Linked DNA regions of Mus musculus: region 2 is linked to region 1. Evidence: chromatin loops called from intact Hi-C (ENCODE). Cell type or tissue: gastrocnemius. All regions are shown on one strand. Each heading gives the region's core, and the rest is flanking DNA. Links, peaks and the distances in the headings are about the cores only. Region 1 holds the start of Nme9 (NME/NM23 family member 9). Region 2 overlaps Dzip1l (DAZ interacting protein 1-like).

Region 1 (9,442 bases), core at 655-8,654:
GTCAGGATAGGCATTGAGGGTTCTATAGCTCAGCACCCACTTCCAGACTTGTCTCAGTTTCCTGTCTGCCCAGATGTAACAAGCTAGAAGGACTGGCCAGTGAGCTCCAGGGGCTCCCGGGATCTTCCTGTCTCTATCTCCAGACACACACAGCCATTCTCCACTGTTTACATAGGTGCCAAGGATCCAAACTTAGGTCCTCATACTTGGACAGTAAGCCCTTTATTGAGCCATCTCCCAGTCCCCCTCCCCGCATTCATTGTTCAGGGGTGATGGGATGTCAGATTGATAGTTTACTTTCAGATAACTAAAAAGCACCCCCAAGATATTCTATATATGGTAACTTGCTTTTTAAAAAGATTTATTTATGGGTGCTCTGTGTGTATGGCTGCATGTCAGAGAGGACATCAGATCTCATCATAGTTGGTTGTGAGCTGCCATGTTGTTTATTGGGAATTGAACTCTGGACCTCTGGAGGAGCAGCTAGTGCTCTTAACTGTCGAGCCATCTCTCCATCCCCTATATCATACTTTCAGGTACATGTTATTGTTTTGTAATTTTAAAAATGCTTTAAAATAAAGATGTGCTATATATATATGTATATGTATATATATATGTGTGTGTGTATGTTTATATGTGTGTGTAGCATATATACACATAATAAGGGAGTAGAGGAGAGGGATAATAATATTCATTTCCCTTGTATGCCATATCTCATATATATATATATGTATATGTATATGTATACACACACACACACACACACACACACACACACACACATATATATATATATATATATATATATATATATATATATATATCAGGACTCTTTATAAATAAGAAAAATGTGAGTGAATGGAGAAAAACTCCATAATTTCTGACACTGACTGAACATAGCTACAAAGGGAGCTGTACTATGCTGCTGCTTCTTTTAACACAAAGCAGCCTCCTCTATGATTCCTGCACAAATACATGCAACACTTTTAATGTCTGAGGATGGCACACATTTTTTGTAGGTTAATTATTTTTCCTGTCATATGGGGGGCGGGAGAAAGAAAGAAGATTGCCAACAGAAGTCATTTAGAACTGCATTTGGGAATATTGCAGAGAGAGAGAGAGCCATCTCTGCCCCTACTGACAATGCTTTTGATCCTCTCTGGCCGCAGGTCAACATCAACACCCAGGAGCTTTGGGAAGAAATGCTCGGCTCTAAAGGACTGACTGGTGATTCTAAATGAAGCCACTTCCCCTAAGCCATTCTTTTCGAAACCGTTCAATGATGCATGTGGAGAAGGGGCTACTGTGGGTGGTATTGTTGTAAGCCTGGGTCTCAGTCTCTAGGGCTACATTAGCCAGGGATGGTGGCTTATGCCTATAACCCCAGCGTTTGGGAGCTGGAAGCAGACTGACCAGAGTTCAAGGTCCACACGGCAAGTCTGAGGCTAGCTTGGGCTACCGTGACTCTGTTTCAAAATGTACAAACAGAAAAGGAACCAGCTGACTTCTTTGTGTCTGTGTGCACAGTGGTCCACCTTCTTTGTGTCTTCACTCTCCCGTTCAGTTACCTGCAGAGTCCCACGGAAAATTCCAAAAGTATAAGTACATCATTTTAAAATTTCGTGCCCTCCCTACGTTGTGCGTATCACTTGCTCATTATTCTTTTAGAAACCAGTTATCAAACTGGCTGTCTCAGTCCTTGAAATGCTTGTATCAGCTCCAGTCCCATCCAGCTTCTATTGCCCACTGGTGTCTTGAAGCAGAGTCCCTGAGAATACCAGGTACCGTCCATTGTACTTCATATAGTTGGGCATCAGTAAACTCAGCTCATTGAATGAGTCAGTACTGTCAGGTACAAGGGTTCTTCTCTTGGTTTAGAGCTGATTGCTGTACTCAGTTGCATGACCAGGCACAGAGAACCTTAATAATCTGATGCACAAAAGGAGAATGTTTCTGAAGGGAAAATGGGCTTTCCTGGAACTCCCAGGGTGGAGAATTAGACATCACAGAGAACTAACTGGAACCAACCAGGGACTGCACAATCATTGTCCACAGCTATCTTCTTTGTATCAGTTACCACTGCTGGGTAACACTTTACCCAAGCAATAGTGGCTTAAACACGGGCTACCTTCCAGTACCTGCAGTTCTTGGATGAAGTGCAGTCCAGCTGAGTGCTTCTGGCCCCGGAGGCTTTACCAAGGCTGTTTCTGTGTCATGGATAGATTTTCGCTTCGAGGCAGGCTTGCTTGCTTCCGAGCTCTTTTTATACGGCTGTTGGTGGATCGAGCTCACTCAGTGGTTGCCAGCAGGGTTCACATCCTCACTGGCTGTTGGCCGAAGATGTGATTTCTTGCCATTGGTTTCTGTGTGAGGCTTCTCACATCATGGTAACTTGCTTGCTCCAGACTGGGCACTGAGAGACCACCGCTGTGAGTCAGCCTTTGTTAACTTAGAAGTCAGATCCATACTCTATTGTGCTTATTAGAAGCCCATCATGAGATCCAGCCCACTCGAAAGGTCTGGGCCTGATATGATGGTGTGTACCCCAGGAGGCTGGCGTCTTAGAATTGACCATGATCTCCTGCCCGTGGTTCCTTCCTCTCCTCCAGGCAACTCTGCATCCTGTTATCCTCCTTTATCTACATCTCTCCATGACTCCTCAGCATTCAAGAGCACTCCCTCTCTCAAAAACCCCACTCCTTTCCAACCCCTTCCTTTACTGTTTCCACAGATGTGTCCTGAGCTGAGACGGCTTTCCAGAGCACATCCTAGGTTTCCCCTCCGTTTCTATGTTCTACTCTACGGGCAATCACAGTTCTCATTCCAATGCTCACCTCCAAAGTAGCCTATCTATGTGAAGTCTTTCCTGACCTCCACTTTTCCCTCCATGGGAGCCCCCTAAGGCTCTGACAAGCTCCCCACCATATTTCCAGTTTGGCACACCCTCCTGTCTGTCACCCCAGACTCTAAAACAACAGTGTTAACTTTTCTATCTGGCATCTGCAGCAGACTGACCCAAGCCTGGGGCCAAATGGAATCCAAATATTTCTAGTCCTGTTGATCCAGTGTGTGTGTGTGTGTGCGCGCGCGCACGCATGCATGTGCGTGCGTGTGCGTGCGTGTGCGTGCGTGTGTGTGTGTGTTGGCACACTCTCCAGTCGGAGAGATTATGAACCCTTTAGATGGTGCCAAGGGTTAACAGTTGTACCCATGCGTCTGCTTTGAGAAGGTAAAATCAGCTCTGGGGTGAAACAAACTATTACATTTTTACCAGTGGTGAAAGGACAAGCATCATGTATTATTTTTTTGAGACTCTGCTATGTGCCAGCTGCCCTGATAGGTGCTTACGTGACCATGGCTAATATTTCCTGAGCACTGACTATTCCAAGCCTCCTTTCAGTAGTTCAAGAGTGGAAAGCTCTTCAAAGACATCTTACTGGACAGGTTAGAGGAATGAACACACACACACACACACACACACACACACACACACACACACACACATCTCCTTTACAATGTAACCACCACAGGCTGCTTCCCTCTTTTCGCAAAGACTAGACCTTGCCTGGTTCCCTCTGATAGCAAAGGCTAGACCCTGCCTGGTTCCCTCTGATGGCAAAGGCTAGACCCTGCATGGCTCTGGTCCATATGAGTTGACTCAGTCTGTGCAGGTCCCTTACAGGCTTTACAGTTTGCTCCAATCACCAGGCGGGGGAGTGGCAAACCCAGCTCCAACACCCACTAGAATGGGCAGCATGAAAGAAACCCAAGTTCCCTTCTGACAGTCTCTCGGGTTCACCTCTTAGGAGAAAGATAAGTAAATGAATGCTGCTTTACCCAAAGCAGGAGGCTTTAAAATGTTATTTAGAAAACATACGTGTACGAGTGTTTTGACTGAATGTATGTCAGAGCACCATGTACATGCAGTAAGCATGGAGACCAGAAGAGGGCGCCCGATCTCCTGGAACTGGAGTAAAGGCAGTTGTCAGCTGCCCTGTATGTTCTGGGATCAGAACCTGGGTCTCTATGAGAGCAGCGAGTGTTCTTGACCACTGTGCCGTCTGAGCGGCATGAGAGCAAACGGCGGCTTTTAATGCATCAGGAGAAAAGCCACAGTTGCTATTATCAGTGGATAAGAGTCACCTGGAGGCTACTGGTCATCTGTACTGACCTACTTTGGGAGTAGTCTGTGTTCTCTTCAGATATTCACCGAGTAACACTCCGTGCCAGGCCTGATCCCCGAAAGGTAAAGGGGTCACCTTAAAAACAAGCTGCTGCTTCTTCCACCTGTACTCACTTCAGCTCTTCCTTCCTCACCCCCCACTCTCCTTTTAGACAGGTTCTCATGTAAAACAAACTCGATTGTAGTTGAGGATGGAGGGTCTTGAACACCCACCTGATCTTACTGCCTCTGCCTCCCAAGGGTTGAGATTACAGTTGTGAGCCACCGTACCCACCTGCTTCATTATATTTCAGATCCAAATTTTCATGTTGGAATAAGGGATGGCTATGTTTCGTGCTCAATCCTAATCCACTAGGCTTACACCTACCCAACAAGCACGTCCATTGCAGGGGTTAGAGGGATGAGAGCAGACTGTCACCATGAATGTGACTGTCTGATAAGCATTGTCGTTCCTTGCCTCCGGCAGTTGTGGACGTCTACCAGGGCTGGTGTGGACCCTGCAAACCCATGGTTAGCCTCTTCCAAAAGATGAGGATCGAGGTTGGCTTGGACCGTCTCCATTTTGCTTCGGTAAGATTCCCTCTCAGCAAAAAGTCACATAACAGCTTAAACAATTTAACCACAGAAGAAGCCAGGGCCAGGATGCTCAAGCTGCCTTTCAGATGGAAAGGCACCAGCTGTCACTGTGTCCTGTAGTTCCTCTAAACATACAAGCGCCAACCTCACCACCAAACTGTATGCAAACATGTCACTCAGTAGCATCTGCATATCTGTCTTAGTTGGTGAACACTGCTGGCTGAAATGTTACTTCCAGAACCCAGTGTTTCAAGACTTCCATCTTCTAGGTCATAAGGGGGATCTTTGAGCAAATGTTTGCTTAAAGTACAGGAATGGGAATTCCATAGAGATGTGCAAGAGACCCCACCGACACCCCAACACTGATGGATGATGAGGTTCATACACACTAAAGACAACAGGAGCCCCAGGGCTTATGCTAATCTCTCAGGAGGTCAGACTCCAAGGACCAGAGACAATAAAGGGGTTGTCTGAGGACCCTCAGGCACAACCACAGGAGGATGTCAGAAGGTGGGGTTCCCTGGACCAGTCAGTAGCTGGGTGGGGAGCCAGAGTCAGCTTCTCCCTTGATTCTCCAAGGCAATGCCGCTGACACAGCTGTCACCAATGTGTTGACCAGACAGTGAGCTGGGCTTCATCGGGAGGTGCATCATTGAGGGAGAGCGTGGCATTGCTGTGGCCCTGCACTAGCTGCACCTAGGGTGCCCGCTGACAGCTTGTTCTCTTTAGGCAGAGGCAGACCGCCTTGATGTTCTGGAAAAGTACCAAGGGAAGTGCGAGCCAACCTTTCTGTTTTATACAGTAAGTATCTTTGCGGACACAGAACGGTTGACTGCGGATCAGTGGTGTTCAGATAGATGAATCGGGTCTCAGGAGCCACCATGAGGCCTCAGACATACTAAAGGGTGATGTCCCTGACACACCCTCTAGACTGATTCACTCCGTTCCTGACCATGATGTGCCCTAAGGCATGGTCAAGGCACAGACGTGCTCATTCCTTTTCCACAGGAAATGACAGACTCATTGCCATGGTAGCCACTGGTGGCTGGACAGCCCTCCTAGGTGGCTGTGCATGGCAAAGGACACACATGTTGATGTGTTTATAAAAAGAGAAAGAGGAGGGAGATATGTTCTATGGAGGTGTGATGAGGTGTGGGGAGAGGGACCAGCCACACACTCTAGAGTGTAGCTTTACTCTCAAAGCATGCTCTCCAGATTTCTCTTCTCTGCCAAGGGGAACTTTTAGGGGGAAATGAATATATTATATAGAGAGAAACCATGTGTTTGCCTTGATAACCACAGTGTGAAGTGGAAGAAAGGCAAAGGAGCCCCCTGGGAACCAAAGGGTTCTGTGGTGACAGGTGACTTGGATGTCTTTGGATGTGCCATCCATGACCAGCTCCTGTTCCTTAGCGCCCACATTGCATTCCAGGGTTCCCAGGTTGAGGTTGCCTGCCAGACCTAGGAGGTAATTAGTGGCTGTGCTGATCTAGACTCAGCCCTGCCCACTCATGGTAGTCAGGGAAACCAGGGTCCTCTCTTCCAGGACTCTCAACAGCCAGGTCTCTTAGCCTCGGCACCACGTGTGTCACATATTAGAAGCTTATTGTAATCATTTGTTAGGTTTCTATTTATCTTTCATGTGTGTGCACATACAGCACTCGTGTGCAGATCAGATGACAGCTGCTTCTCCCCTCCTACCATGTGGGGCCTGGGGACTGAACTCAGATCATCAGTCCCGGTGAGAGGCATCCTCACCCGGCCGAGCCATCCTGCTAGCCCCGGGCTAAAACATCACTTGAGCTTTGTCTTTCAGGAGGGAGCCCTGGCTTCTGTGGTGGCGATATATTGCTGTGGTTGGCAGGAGAAAGAATGTTGGGTGGGAAGGAGATAGCCGTGTCCGTCCAGCCATGCTGGCCCTTAGAGCTGTCACAGAACACAGACATTATTGAAGTCATTGGATTGCTTAGGCCAATAGTGCTTAAATCAAGAATTGCAATCATCTGTGGGGATTCAGGCCACAATCTGCGAGCCATGGCGGTTCACGGAGGGATGGAGAGAAATGGAGTCAGGGCCGTTGTACAGGGGCTTCTCTTCAGGTTTCATCTCTCAGTGATGTACATAGAGAAAGCGAGAGCAGAAAACTCAGGGCCACACTAAGCATGACTACTGTGAAGAAGTCTTCCCTGACTACCGAAGTCCATAGTGTGGATTCCTTCTTCCACGTTTATGCTTCGGACACAGAGTCCTCTATTACAGCAGTCTTTGTTTTGTGAGGCATTGTTATGTCTTTCTAAGGTTAGCGGTTATATTCTCCGCCTCACCCTGAGTGCTTGGCATAGTAAGAGCTCAACAAATATTTGTTAATAAGCCACATATAAGTCACATTTAGCCACACTATCTTCTTTGGGTTGCTCCTCCCTTAACGAACTCCCGGCTACCCTGAAGGAAGCTTTGACAAGAGGGATGTCAGGGAGAAGGTAGAGATCAGAGAGGAGTCGTCTGAAGAGTTAAGAGCCATATTGAGGGCCTCACGGGGTTGGGGGGGGGGGATGGGTCCCGGGAACTGGCAGCAGGGGTGAGGGTGGGGGATGTGGGCCTAGGGTTGATGCACCTTGGCCTTAGGCACAGCCTCCTGAAAGTGATGGCCAGCTGAGAGGAGGATTTCACGCGGCCTGTCACATTCCAGAGAGGAGAGCTGGTGGCTGTGGTGAAGGGAGCCAACCCCACCCTGCTTCAGAAGACCATCTTACAGCAGCTGGAGGCGGAAAAGAAGGTTCCGGCTGAAGGCGGGGAATGGAGAGCGGTAAGTGGAGGTCACCTGTCCAGCTGGCGGGTTCGCCAGAGCGCTCACACAGGGGCCCCCTCCCCATGCCGACCTGGGCCATTTTCTTCACCCAGGCCCTTGGGAGGATGCACAGTTAGAAGTCTCTCGGGAGTGATCCTCTTTCCTCTCCACAGTCCCCGGAACACCTTTCATCCATTTCCCTTTCAGTCACAACTAAACACTTAGTAAGGACTTCAGGGACAGAGAGGAATTGACAGAAGTGAGTAGTGACTTTGTCAGCCTTTTGGTCCCATAACAAAATACTTGAGGCCATTGATTTTTAAGATGGAAAGGTTCATTTTAGCTCGCATCTTAGGCTTCTGTCCATGGCCAGTTAGGTTTGCTGATTTTGAGCCCTTGTTGAGAAGGCTGTTGGTCCCAGTGGGGGCTGGAAAGAGTAACCTTCTCTAATCACCTTCAAGTTCACTCCCCTAGTGACCTTATGGCCCCCACCTCTTTAAGGTCCACCAGGGAACCTTTAAACTTGCGAGGCTGAGTTTAAGACATGGGCTTACAAGAAAACCCACAGGATCAAGCAACCTGAGCTCATGGGGGTTCACAAAGACTGAACCAACAATCAGGGAGCCTGCATGTGATTGTCTCGGTCTTCTTGTGGGACTCCTAACTGTGGGAGCAGGGGCTGTCTCTGACTCTCTTGTCTGCTTTAGAGACCCTTTCCTCCTATTGGATTGGCTGGTCTAGCCTCAATACAAGGAGAAAGGGGAGGTGCCTCGCCTTACTGTAACTTGCTATGCCCTGTTTGGTTGCTATTCACTGGAGGCCTGTCCTTCTCTGAAGAGAAACAGAGGAGTGAATGAAACATGGGGCAGAGGGGAGAGGAGAAAGGGGCAACTGTGGTCGAGATGCAAAAAAGAAAGAAAGAAAAGGAATGTATCTACAATAAATAAATAAATATATGATTTTTAAAAAGACATGGGCTTTTGGGGGAAACCTAGACTACAGCAAATTATAAGAGAGCCTTCTCCCAACCTCAGGGTGAAGTCTCTCCCAGTGATGCACACACTCAGATTCTTAGAAGTTTTTAGGCCATGTCCTTAATGTAGAAATTTAGCTCTTGGATTACCATGGCATCCAGGATCTACATAACTTGTGGCTTTGAGAAACTATGTTCACAGTAATACAGACTGCACCATCTTCACAGCTAACTGGCCCTCTTAAAAATCCATACATCAAAGGTACGTGGAGGTATTTCCGGGCACTTTGTGTATCTGCCGAGCATCCAGCACCCTGGCCTTGGCTGTTCACTGTCCACGCTTTCATACGAAGTTCCAAAGAGCACAGCCCCTTTTCTAGAACATACAGAATCCGGTCATACTTCCATGTTCCTTAAGGATACTCTCCGTATTTCCCGAAGAAGGAAAGCCATAGGCTCACACTGCCGAGGAAGAGGGTCTGTCCCTTGATTTCTCTGCACTGGGTGGCTCATCGCTTGAATGATCTTCATCTGAAGGCTGCTAGCAGAATACTGGCTTCCAGGCAGCTAGGATGAGGGTCTTAAAGCCCACACCCACAGTGCCGCACCTACTCCAACAGGGCTACACCTTCTAATAGAGCCACACCCTGGGCCCAGCATATACAAACCATCACACCAACTGTCCATTCTTTATCATCCCTTAGTCTCTCCCTGCCTTTGGTTAAGAGGCAGACTCTAAAGCTCAAGACCAGCAAGGGTCTCCTCCTTCTCCCCACCCCCGCCAGTACTAAAAAGGCCCTTGTTGCCCAAACTCTGATCCCCTGTCCTTGTCCTCAAGGCTCACTGCGCTCAGCATTTTGAACCTCTGTATTCTGATGCTGTTTTCTGAAGATGCCAAAAGTCTTCACAGTGACCTGTGTCA
Region 2 (9,442 bases), core at 869-8,868, 200 kb after region 1:
AAAATCAATAACTTGTGGTAAGTGAATCAAAGCGCTCAGGGTACTGGAGCCCCTACAGAAGCAGTTCTCAACCTGTGGGTCGTGTCCTGACCCCCCTGGGTGGCATATCAGATATCCTAACAGATATTTAAATTACAATCCACAACAGTAGCAAAATTATGGTTTTAAATTAGCAACAAAATAATTTTATGGTTGGGGGCGTCATCACAACATAAGAAGCCATATTAAAAGGTCGTAGCACTAGGAAGGCTGAGAACCACTACCCTACAGGCCCTGAAGAACAAATCCTGGAACCCCACCCCTACCCTACCCCCATTTCCATGTCCTCGCCCTCTGTAGCAGTTAGCACGTTTTATTATAACTACTCGTTTTCCTACCCACGGACCAATATTTCTTGAAGTATGGTATATGACACCTCCATCAGGATCATCTGTGCACAGGAATATATAGATTCCAGGACCCTTCATATATATATATATATATATATATATATATATATATATATATATCTTGTGGTCCAGGAATTGCCTCACAAACCACTCAAACACCAGTCTCAGTCAGACAGAGATAGTTTATTGAGCATACACCCCAGGCCTGGTGGACCAGGGCCATGGTCCAGATTTGGGGACTGAACCATGACATTGAGTTAAGATTCCACAGGGTTTTTAAGCCCCAAATCCACAAGCATCTGTGCCAAGTTATTTCACCAGCCAGGATTTAGGGACACGGGATTCCCTCAGGAACACGTCTCTGTTTCACATTCACCCTGTTTCTGATGGTCGGGTATTCAACTGAGGCAGGGGACCTGCCTTGTCTAATATTCATGTCTTAACTTGTCTAAGAAGATGGGTCTTGTCTAACATCCATATCTTACCTTGCCAACCAGGATGTCAGTGACCTATGTGCATGTCTCTTTCTGCCAAGTAGGATGTCAGTTCTCAGGGAGGTTCTGGGGAACTTAAACTTTATTTGACCACTACTTAAAATGGAAGTCTTATTCCAAGTAGTGTTTATAGTGGTGCAGTTGTCTGTCTTGTGTTGGGGTCCATCTCAGGGTCAGCTTATAAAGTCAAACACCATAAAAACTTCTACATAGGTACAGGAATCACTGCTGTGGTTGGTTTGGGTCCAAGCTTATTGTGGGCAACTATACAAAACAGTTCTCCTGACTTCTATCATGGTTGGTTTCCAAGGGCACAGAGCATAACAGAACATCCAATCACTCTTGGCGTTAGAAAGTTTCCTTGTAACAGCAGAACCGTATGAGAAAGTTTCCTTATAATGGCAGGCTAGCCAGATAACTGTTACCTAGGCCTTAACATTTTATCTAGTCCTTAATGTTTTACGTAGGTCCCAACAGTATGGATGGGGTTGACTTGGGAGGGGCCAGGTATGTGCAATTTTAGGTCAAGTAATTCCAATACTTACTACCCTGTAGGAGGAAAGACCATGACCTAGAGAGGGAACTTGAGGGGAAGATACCGTCTGGGGTTTAAATCGGCTTCAGAACAGGCCCAGATTCAGTGGTTGCAGGGAGTTCAGTGGCAGGAGATGGTATCAGGTGGAGGCTTGGCTGAGTCTGGAGCTGGTCTGGCCTCTGAGACCAGAGTGGAGCCCTGGGAAGAAGTTGTTTTCAAGGCTCAATTCCAAACCAAAGCTATGGATTGACCTGTCTCAAGACTGACTGAGCCCAGACCTTCGAGGTCCAGAATGGCAGGAGGTGGGAAGATAGGTGGGTGGCGAGTCTGAGACAGTGATACCCAGACCTGACGTCTGATACCTCATCCTCTGACCCATGGGGAGGTATGTGGGAGTGATCTGCTCTCGACTCAACGCCGGAGACTGGAGTCACCGACAGGTACAGCAGGGCTCTGGGGACGGTGGTCTCAGGAGGGAACTCTGACCTTGCTTACTGTCTCCTCCTGCAGAGCTCGAGGCCTCCCTTGAGGAGCGGCAGGAGCAACGGAAGGTGTTAGCAGCTCTCAGGAAAAACCCCACTTGGCTGAAGCAGTTCCGGCCCATCCTGGAGGACACCCTGGAAGAGAAGCTGGAGGGCCTGGGGATCAAGAGGGTCAGCTCCTGGGCCACTGTTGAGTCATTTGATTGTGTGCCTAAAGACAGGGTCCTGCTGTGCAGCTCAGCCTGGCCTTGAACTCACCCCAGCCTCCAAAGGTGGAATTAACGTAGTGCACTACACCAGCGACTGTTTTAACGGCCGCGACTTAACAGCAAAGACCAAACGTGTTGTCACCTAGAGACGTGATTTACTGTTCTTTCCATGCCAGGGTCAATTGTTTCTTCCTGTGCTCATTGCTGTCTGGGCAGCGTCTGTCACCTCTAAGTCCTTGTCCCTCTCAGTGTTTTGTGCTCATTGGCTATTTTTCCGCTTGCATCTATAACAGAGGACAGAGGGCAGTCAACTGGCTGAGTCTGGTCTATGGACCAGTCCCATTTGCACAGACTTCTATCTGAGTCTACTATCTATGTGTGGACCGTGTGGCTGTTCCTGGATGTGTGTGGATATGGGCATCAGGGACATCTATTAGTAAATAGAGGTACATTATGTTATCCGAGTAGCTGAGCATCATAGCATTGAACTAACCGTTTGCCTTTCAATGAGTAAGATTAGAAACAAGAGGAAAACAAATGCAGACAGCTAGGCTTAGCTTTGCGATGATGCTCGTTGAGACTGCTCTGTCTTCACCTGCTGCTTAATCCATGCTCGGTCATATTTAAAAACTGTCTGATTTTGATAAATCTTCACCTGGGATTCGGATGTCTCCCAGACCGTCTCCTGGGCTCTGGGTGGGTGGCTGAAGCCCAGGAAACTTCTAGAAGCACACACTGCTGTTTGTAGTCCAGTTTTCCCAAACACTGTTAAGCAGGAAGAACACAGGAGTGCCAGGAGAGGTATGAAGTGAAGCAGGCCATGCTCTCCTCCTGGGTTCAGTTGTGTGCTGGGGAAGCTCCGTCCAGGTCCCTTACTGTGTGAGCCAAAATGCAGCCCTTTGCTGAAGCCTGTGTAGTGCGTGGTGATAGAGCTGCCGAACTCGAATCCTCAGGATTTCTGCGATGTGTGAAGGTCACCCTCTCTGTTCTCATGTCACCTCCTCCGACATAACATGCCAGACACCAGTCACAGTAGCTCTGGGTCAGCAGCTATAGGCAGAGGAGGAGGGAGCCTGTGTATGCAAAGGTGAACTCTTGTCTCCTCTAGGACACAAAGGGAATTTCTGCTCAGACTGTCCGACGTCTGGAGCCCCTGCTGAGAACCCAAAGGGAGCAGATAGCCCGAAGCTTCCGAGAGTTTCCCAGTCTGAGGGAAAAGCTCAACAAGGAAGTGAGCAGCAGGGTGAAGCAAAGATGGGAGAGTACGACCCAGCCAGATGGCCAGCCTCCAGGTAAGCCGAGGGCAGACCTTGCTTTGAGACCACGACCCCAGGGGAGGATTCCGCTCTGCCTGAGGTGGAGAGTGCTGCTCCTCCTTCCATCGGGATGCTTCTCTGATGAACTGAGCTTGTGGGATCCTCCAGGGTGGGGTTGGGATGAGACCCTTATGCTTTGGTTGGAGGATTAATGAATGCCTGGGTTCCTTCATGTCATTTCCTCCATTGTGGGCGTGGCCAGGGGATGCCAATCCTGTGCCGTGTCCAGCAGTTCAGAGCTGAGCTCTTGGTGCAAATAAAGCTTGCCAAGGGCAGCCATGTGTATCTCTGGGGACGTTAGAGATAATTTCAGTTGGTACATGGACCAGTTGTTTTACAACTTATTCTTTTTCAATACATGAATTAGGGGAAAAATATTCCTGGCATAGCAATCACTTTAGGTAATAGAATTATTTCTTGTATACATATAAAGCCAGTATTTTATGTGGTATTACTTAAGGCAACATGTTGAAGAGATAACAGGGCAGGTAGTATAAGATATGGTAAAAATGATGTGATTATCTGAGAAACTCCATCACAAGTCAACCTCACCTTAAGGTTTCTCAAGGAAGGACAGTTCCAGGCTTTGCAGTCATCTCTGACCGACAGGTGGCTCTCCTGCTTGGATCTGAACTTTGTATTCCTTCGCTCGTTGGCCCAAACGTCTCTACACTTAGCACAGAATAGCTTTGCCTCGCTTCATGCCAAGACCTGCTCTGTCCCATGAGAAAACAACAGGGACTGATGGGAGTCAGACACACCCAGGAGTGCTGGACACTCAGGAGAGGCAGGACAGGAAGCACGGCAATGTCCTCGGAGTCCTGGCTCTCAGGGGTCACCACACATGAGGAACTGTATTAAAGGGTCTGCGGCATTAGGAAGGTTGAGAGCCGCTGGCTTAGATCACGTGTCTCGCTTTGGAGCTTGCTGTGGGATGCAGCGGCAGTTGGGCGACCAGCTTTGCACCTGCCCCTTTGTTCCTTCCTGTCTCAGCGTCCCTGGAAAGCGGGGAAATCGCTGCCTGAAGGTGTGCCTGGTGTCATACAGATCTGTCTGTGCAGAGAGCTCTGGTTTGTGACTGGTACATGGTAGCTGGAAGCTGTTCTTTCCTCTCTGCAGGCTTGTTTACCTTTCACCTTTCTTCAGCTTGCCCTTTCCCACTTATGAATAAACAGATCCTCTGAGAGCAGTGTATCGCAGACATCTTTTGACCTTGAGCTACCGCAGTAAGAAACACTTCTCTCTGAACTCAGTGCATACGTGTCAGTTTCTCGGAAAGTAGTTTAGCTCCCTGGGAGACACTTCCTCTCCAGTTTGCTTTCCATGAATAAACATCGGTGGGCTCCTTGTCTCCCAAGGGGGGTCCCAGTGTAATGTGGAAAACAGAGGGGCGGTAAATAATTGCCTGTCTTGGGGGCACAGCAATCTTGGCTATGAATCAAAAGAGCCTGGTAGCTCTTGGTAGTCATGTAGTTCTGCAGCGACCTCTGGTGGCCGCAGGGGCTTCCTGCAGGGCCTCTCACATTTAAGGTTGTGAGTAGTCAAGGTTGTGAGCAAAGCCGGGCTGGGTCCTCAGACTGGCTGGCTTCTCTGGTCTTCTGTAATGATGGCGTGACCCTGAGATACTGAATACTCTCCCAGCCTTTGACGAAACTGGATCTTTGTCCTAGCAGAGGGGCTCATGACATAGGGCAGCTTTCAGTGTATTATGGCTTAATCATCTCTGGTGTTATCTCTGGTCTTTCTTCTACATTATTTCGGGACTATAGGCCTGGCCATTGGCCCATTCTGTGTCCTTTCTGTATTTCTAGTCAAAAGCCAGCGGGTCACACTGGCCACAAGGGAGGTCCGGCCAAAGACCAGGACCTTGACTGTGGCCCTGCCATCCAAACCAGCAGAACCTTCAACGCCAACTCTTCAGGGCCACAGCAGCCATGGCCCCGGCCTCACCCAGGTGTCCACCCCCATTCCACGCCCCAGAGTGCATGGACCCTCCAGTACCCCTGTTTCCCCTGGGTCCGGGCTGAGGTGAGCTCTAGGCGTTGGCCTCTTGTCGGGTCGGAGGTGGTGGTGTTTGGCTTCAGGAAGCCTATCTTTACAGAGCTCTGCATTACAGGGCAGGGAAGGGGACAGACACAGGAAGTACCTCAGGTAGTGTTCCTCAGGAGACTCTGAGAAGAGGCTGGGAACCCTTTACTCCCAGTGCAGGCAGGCCTCCCCTCCCCTCCTGCCTCCCCCCCAAAGCAGGCTGAAGTGGAAGGGTAAGGCCTCAGGCACTGTGAGCTCTATGTTTTGCCTGAGAGAGGAGCGGGGCTGGCTCTGGGCAAACCAGAAAGGCAAAGTCTGGCTTTTGAGTATTTCTTTCTGACCCATGTTCCGTTCGTTTGGTCTCTCAGCAGCACCCCGCCTTTTAGTTCTGAAGAAGAGCCAGAGGGAGATGTCGTGCAACGTGTGTCCCTTCAGCCTCCTAAAGTTCTCCCTAGGTCAGCGGCCAAGCCTGAGGACAACTGGGGCTGGTCTGATTCCGAGACCTCAGAGGAGAGTGCCCAACCTCCTGGGAAGGGCTCAGGCGGGCTGGCTTCTTCAGGTGGGTCCTTCTCCAGCACCGCTTTCTCCATGCCCTGGAATGGTGTTGCCGGTCTGGCATTTCTTCAGGGTCTCAGACATGCCAGGAGGCTTGGGTGGGGCTTCTTTTACCCCATGTATGTGTCACTGGGTGTCTAAAGGTTGGAGGTTTGGGGAGCCCCCTCCCTTCTTTGTGTTTCATGGTCTTACTAGCAGAGCAGGCCATCTAAGGCCTAGCTCCCTTTTGGGGCTATATGGGAGAAACGGCCAGCAGAAGGCAGCCAGAAACCTCCAGCGAGTCTCCACCAACAGCCTTTGGGCCGCAGCGCCATTTTATCTGTGTGGGAAAGAAAATGTTGTTTGACATTTGCTTGGGAGACAAACAGGATGCCGGCTGTTGATGAAAATGGCTTTATAGTGACTGAAGCTGAGTTTTCCGGTAGTTGGAGTGACTTGTTCTTTAAACTTACCATGCTCTATCTCGTAGGGCGTCACGATGAGGAGTTGAACCTTTCTCTTCTCAAAGTAATGGCATCTGCCCCCAGCCTTTCAAGGTTCGCTTATAAAACCCACCAAAGGAAGTGATGCTCCTGCTTCAGGCTGTGTTTCTCCGCCCAGGTGGAGAATGGGGCGCTTACAGTTTTGACATTGCAAAGGAGAAGCGAGGGGAGCCCTGGGGTTTGCAGTCTGTAAGCGCCTCCTTATCTTAGTAGACTCCGAGATGCTGCTTCATGCCCGCTGCATAGTCCAAGCCTGTCAGCCTGTGAGAAGCCACCAGGGTTAGTTTTCTGGATGGAGCCTTGCTGCCTTAGTGGGCGGGCTGGCAAGATGATGGAGCTGGGAGATCATGTGTCTACTGATACAGTTTGGCTGTGTTACCCTCTGCTTGGCCTTGTTCGAGGATTCTGGTTTCTCTGTTGTAAGAGATGACATATTTTAACAAGACAACTAATAAGGAGGTTGAGGAACTCGGTGCTTGGCACAGAGTAGGAATTTAATAAGCATTTCTGTCTTTTAAAGACTCATTTTTAACTATGTTGCAAGTCTGTGTGCAGGTATGTGCAAGTGATGCAGATGGCCCCGTGGAGGCCAAAGGAGGGCGCTGGAATCCTTGAAGCTGGAGTTGTGGGTGGTTGTGAGCTGACTGATGGTGGTAGCCAAGCTCAGGTTAAATGAGGTAGACCCTCTTAACCACTGGGCCATTCAGCCCCGGGAACCACAATGATCAATCATCCAAGGGCTGTTAACAGCTCCAAAAGTCTGCAGAGATTCTTAGCGTTTGAATCCAGGGAGCTGGGTGAAGTTCAGGCTATGCTTCTCCATCATCTTGGTTTACCATGAGTGTGTGTGTGTGTGTGTGTGTGTGGCTATTGATAATCCGAGTTACTGGTTAACACCTGCTTCCTGTATGGAATTCACAGGAAGTGAATCTAATCCACTGATTAGATCGGAGCCCTATGTCTCACAGGCACGCCCCTGAGGTGTGCTCTACTAATTCCCTAGGCCATTTCCAATCCAGTCAGCTTGACAAGGTTAGCCATCACACATTGCCTGACATGCCAGTCTTTGTAGTTCATGCATTACAGAATTACAGGAATTAAACGGAAGGCTGGCTCTGCCTTGGATTCATTAGAGGGTTGGTCTTTCTAAACCTCCGCCAGCAGCCACGTCCTAACTCAGCACAGTTACATGATGAAGGCGGGTTTTTTTTGTCTGTTTGTTTGTTTTGCTCTATCACCTGTCTGTCTGTCTGTCTGTCTGTCTATCTAAGTCTCTTGAAACCAGGCTAGTATTAGCCTGGACCATCTCTATATTTTTTTTTCTCTGTGGGGGAGGGGAGGGGCTTGTCCTTTCTTTTTCCTCTTGACTCTCTCTCTCTCTCTCTCTCTCTCTCTCTCTCTCTCTCTCTCTCTCTCTCTCTGTCCATCCGTTCACACTGGAGCCTAGGTGTGGCCCAAAGGGACTAAGCATTCACTCTCCAGGTTTGCTCCACTGACCTGGTTCCTTGTCCCCTTCCCAGGAACACTGGTGCAGTCAATTGTCAAAAACCTTGAGAAGCAGCTTGAAACGCCAGCCAAGAAGCCTTCCGGAGGGGTCAATATGTTCTTAAGGCCCAACGCTGCCCTCCAGAGGGCTTCCACACCAGCAAGGAAGTCTCAGGTAGGACGCTTGGAGGTAATTCTACATCCCATGGAGAGCCAGCTCCAAATCTAAGGGCTCTGGAGTGGAGGGCTGGGGAAAGACTGAGCCAAGTATCAGTCTGATGTATCCTGAGAAGGCCACTCACTGCATGTGACATTGTCTCCTTTGTCTCTGTATACATAGAAAGATGACCACTTCGGGTTTTTTTTTTCCCTGTGGCCATGTTTAAAAAATCCCTTTGGTTCATTATATAAGTACTTCCTGAGGCGGCTCAGGTCCTAGTCTCCTCTCCCTGGGACCTTCCTGCTGTGGTTGCTATCTTCCTGTGCTATCTCTTCCATAGTCCCAAGTCTCCCCGGCCCTCACTCGACAGAAGGCCCTGACACAGGGTTAGATGTAAAACACTGTCCACCAAGGGCAGGCATCGGAGTGGTGCCACACAGCACATCAGATGGAGAAGTGTAGACCTCTGTCCCAAGTATTCAAGGGGGTCGGTGTCTCACCACTACACCCCCCGAGGGCCTGGCCTTCCTCAGGCTGTAGCTGCCATGGGATTGCAGACTTAGCACTCTTGTGAGTACCAGACTCGCCACCCTTCCCCTCCCAGGGGACAGCTGCCACTCTCTGTTATTTTCTAGGGTAGAAAAACAGAATTCTTTTTACTTCACGTCTTTCAACCAAAAAGGTTTATTTATTTATTATTTTTGAAATGATTATGATGTTGCCCCAAACAACAACAACAACAACAACAGTAGTAGTAGTAGTAGTAGTTGTGAGCAGTTGTCTTTTTAGTGTTATTGATGGCACTATCACCTGCTAGGCAGACTGTCACTGAGCAACCCCTTTAGTCCCCTACTCTTTGTTTTATAATAGCACTGTCTATCTCCTTTTTTCTTTTAATGACACAATCTTGGAGTTTATGTAAAGTTCTCCTGTCCTCCATTCAGAAACAGCAGCGATAGGCAAAACAGATGGAGGTGCTGTCTAGGCCCCGGATGCTGTCTTCTTACATGCCAGGATGAAATACGTGGAATGTCATATGTCCAAACCCAGGCAGCCAGTGGAGGTACAGAGAACCATGGACGAGAGCTCCTGGCCTGGGCCCTGTAGTCTGGATGTAGCCTAGCCCCCCCCCCCCCCCCCCCCCCCAGCAGACTTCAGTCTTCCCACTGGCTGCAGCCCAGACCCATTCTAGGCTATTCCACTCCTCCACCATCTCCTCTCACGTTTAGTATTTACCAGGCAGCTCTGACCTCCAGTCTTCAAGGAAGGGTCCTTTCAATTAAGGCCTCTCAAGAGCTTCAGGAGTT

Evidence for each region. Peaks named below come from ENCODE experiments on the same cell type or tissue, not always from the same donor. Only the 100,000 strongest peaks of a DNase experiment are listed, where the experiment ranks them.
Region 2: a loop joins it to region 1, with 5 times the contacts of the local background. A loop is called at or near these places in 20 of 42 quality-filtered maps.

What each region holds. Positions count from the first base shown.
Region 1 is chr9:99,455,041-99,464,482 of GRCm38, forward strand. Nme9 (NME/NM23 family member 9) reads left to right here and starts at 1,203. Exons shown (of 10, transcript NM_001165957.1): 1 at 1,203-1,227; 2 at 4,650-4,753; 3 at 5,489-5,560. The coding sequence starts at 1,203. In gastrocnemius, for the core only: a CTCF peak has its summit at 3,938 (motif pointing right); a DNase peak (open chromatin) is centred at 3,950.
Region 2 is chr9:99,657,705-99,667,146 of GRCm38, forward strand. It overlaps Dzip1l (DAZ interacting protein 1-like), which reads left to right. Exons shown (of 16, transcript NM_028258.4): 11 at 1,929-2,071; 12 at 3,218-3,401; 13 at 5,237-5,453; 14 at 5,822-6,012; 15 at 8,011-8,150. Among named protein-coding and RNA genes, the nearest start is that of Dzip1l, 33 kb to the left of the region's middle. In gastrocnemius, for the core only: no CTCF peak of the experiment used is centred there; a DNase peak (open chromatin) is centred at 4,917; H3K4me3 peaks cover 195 bases.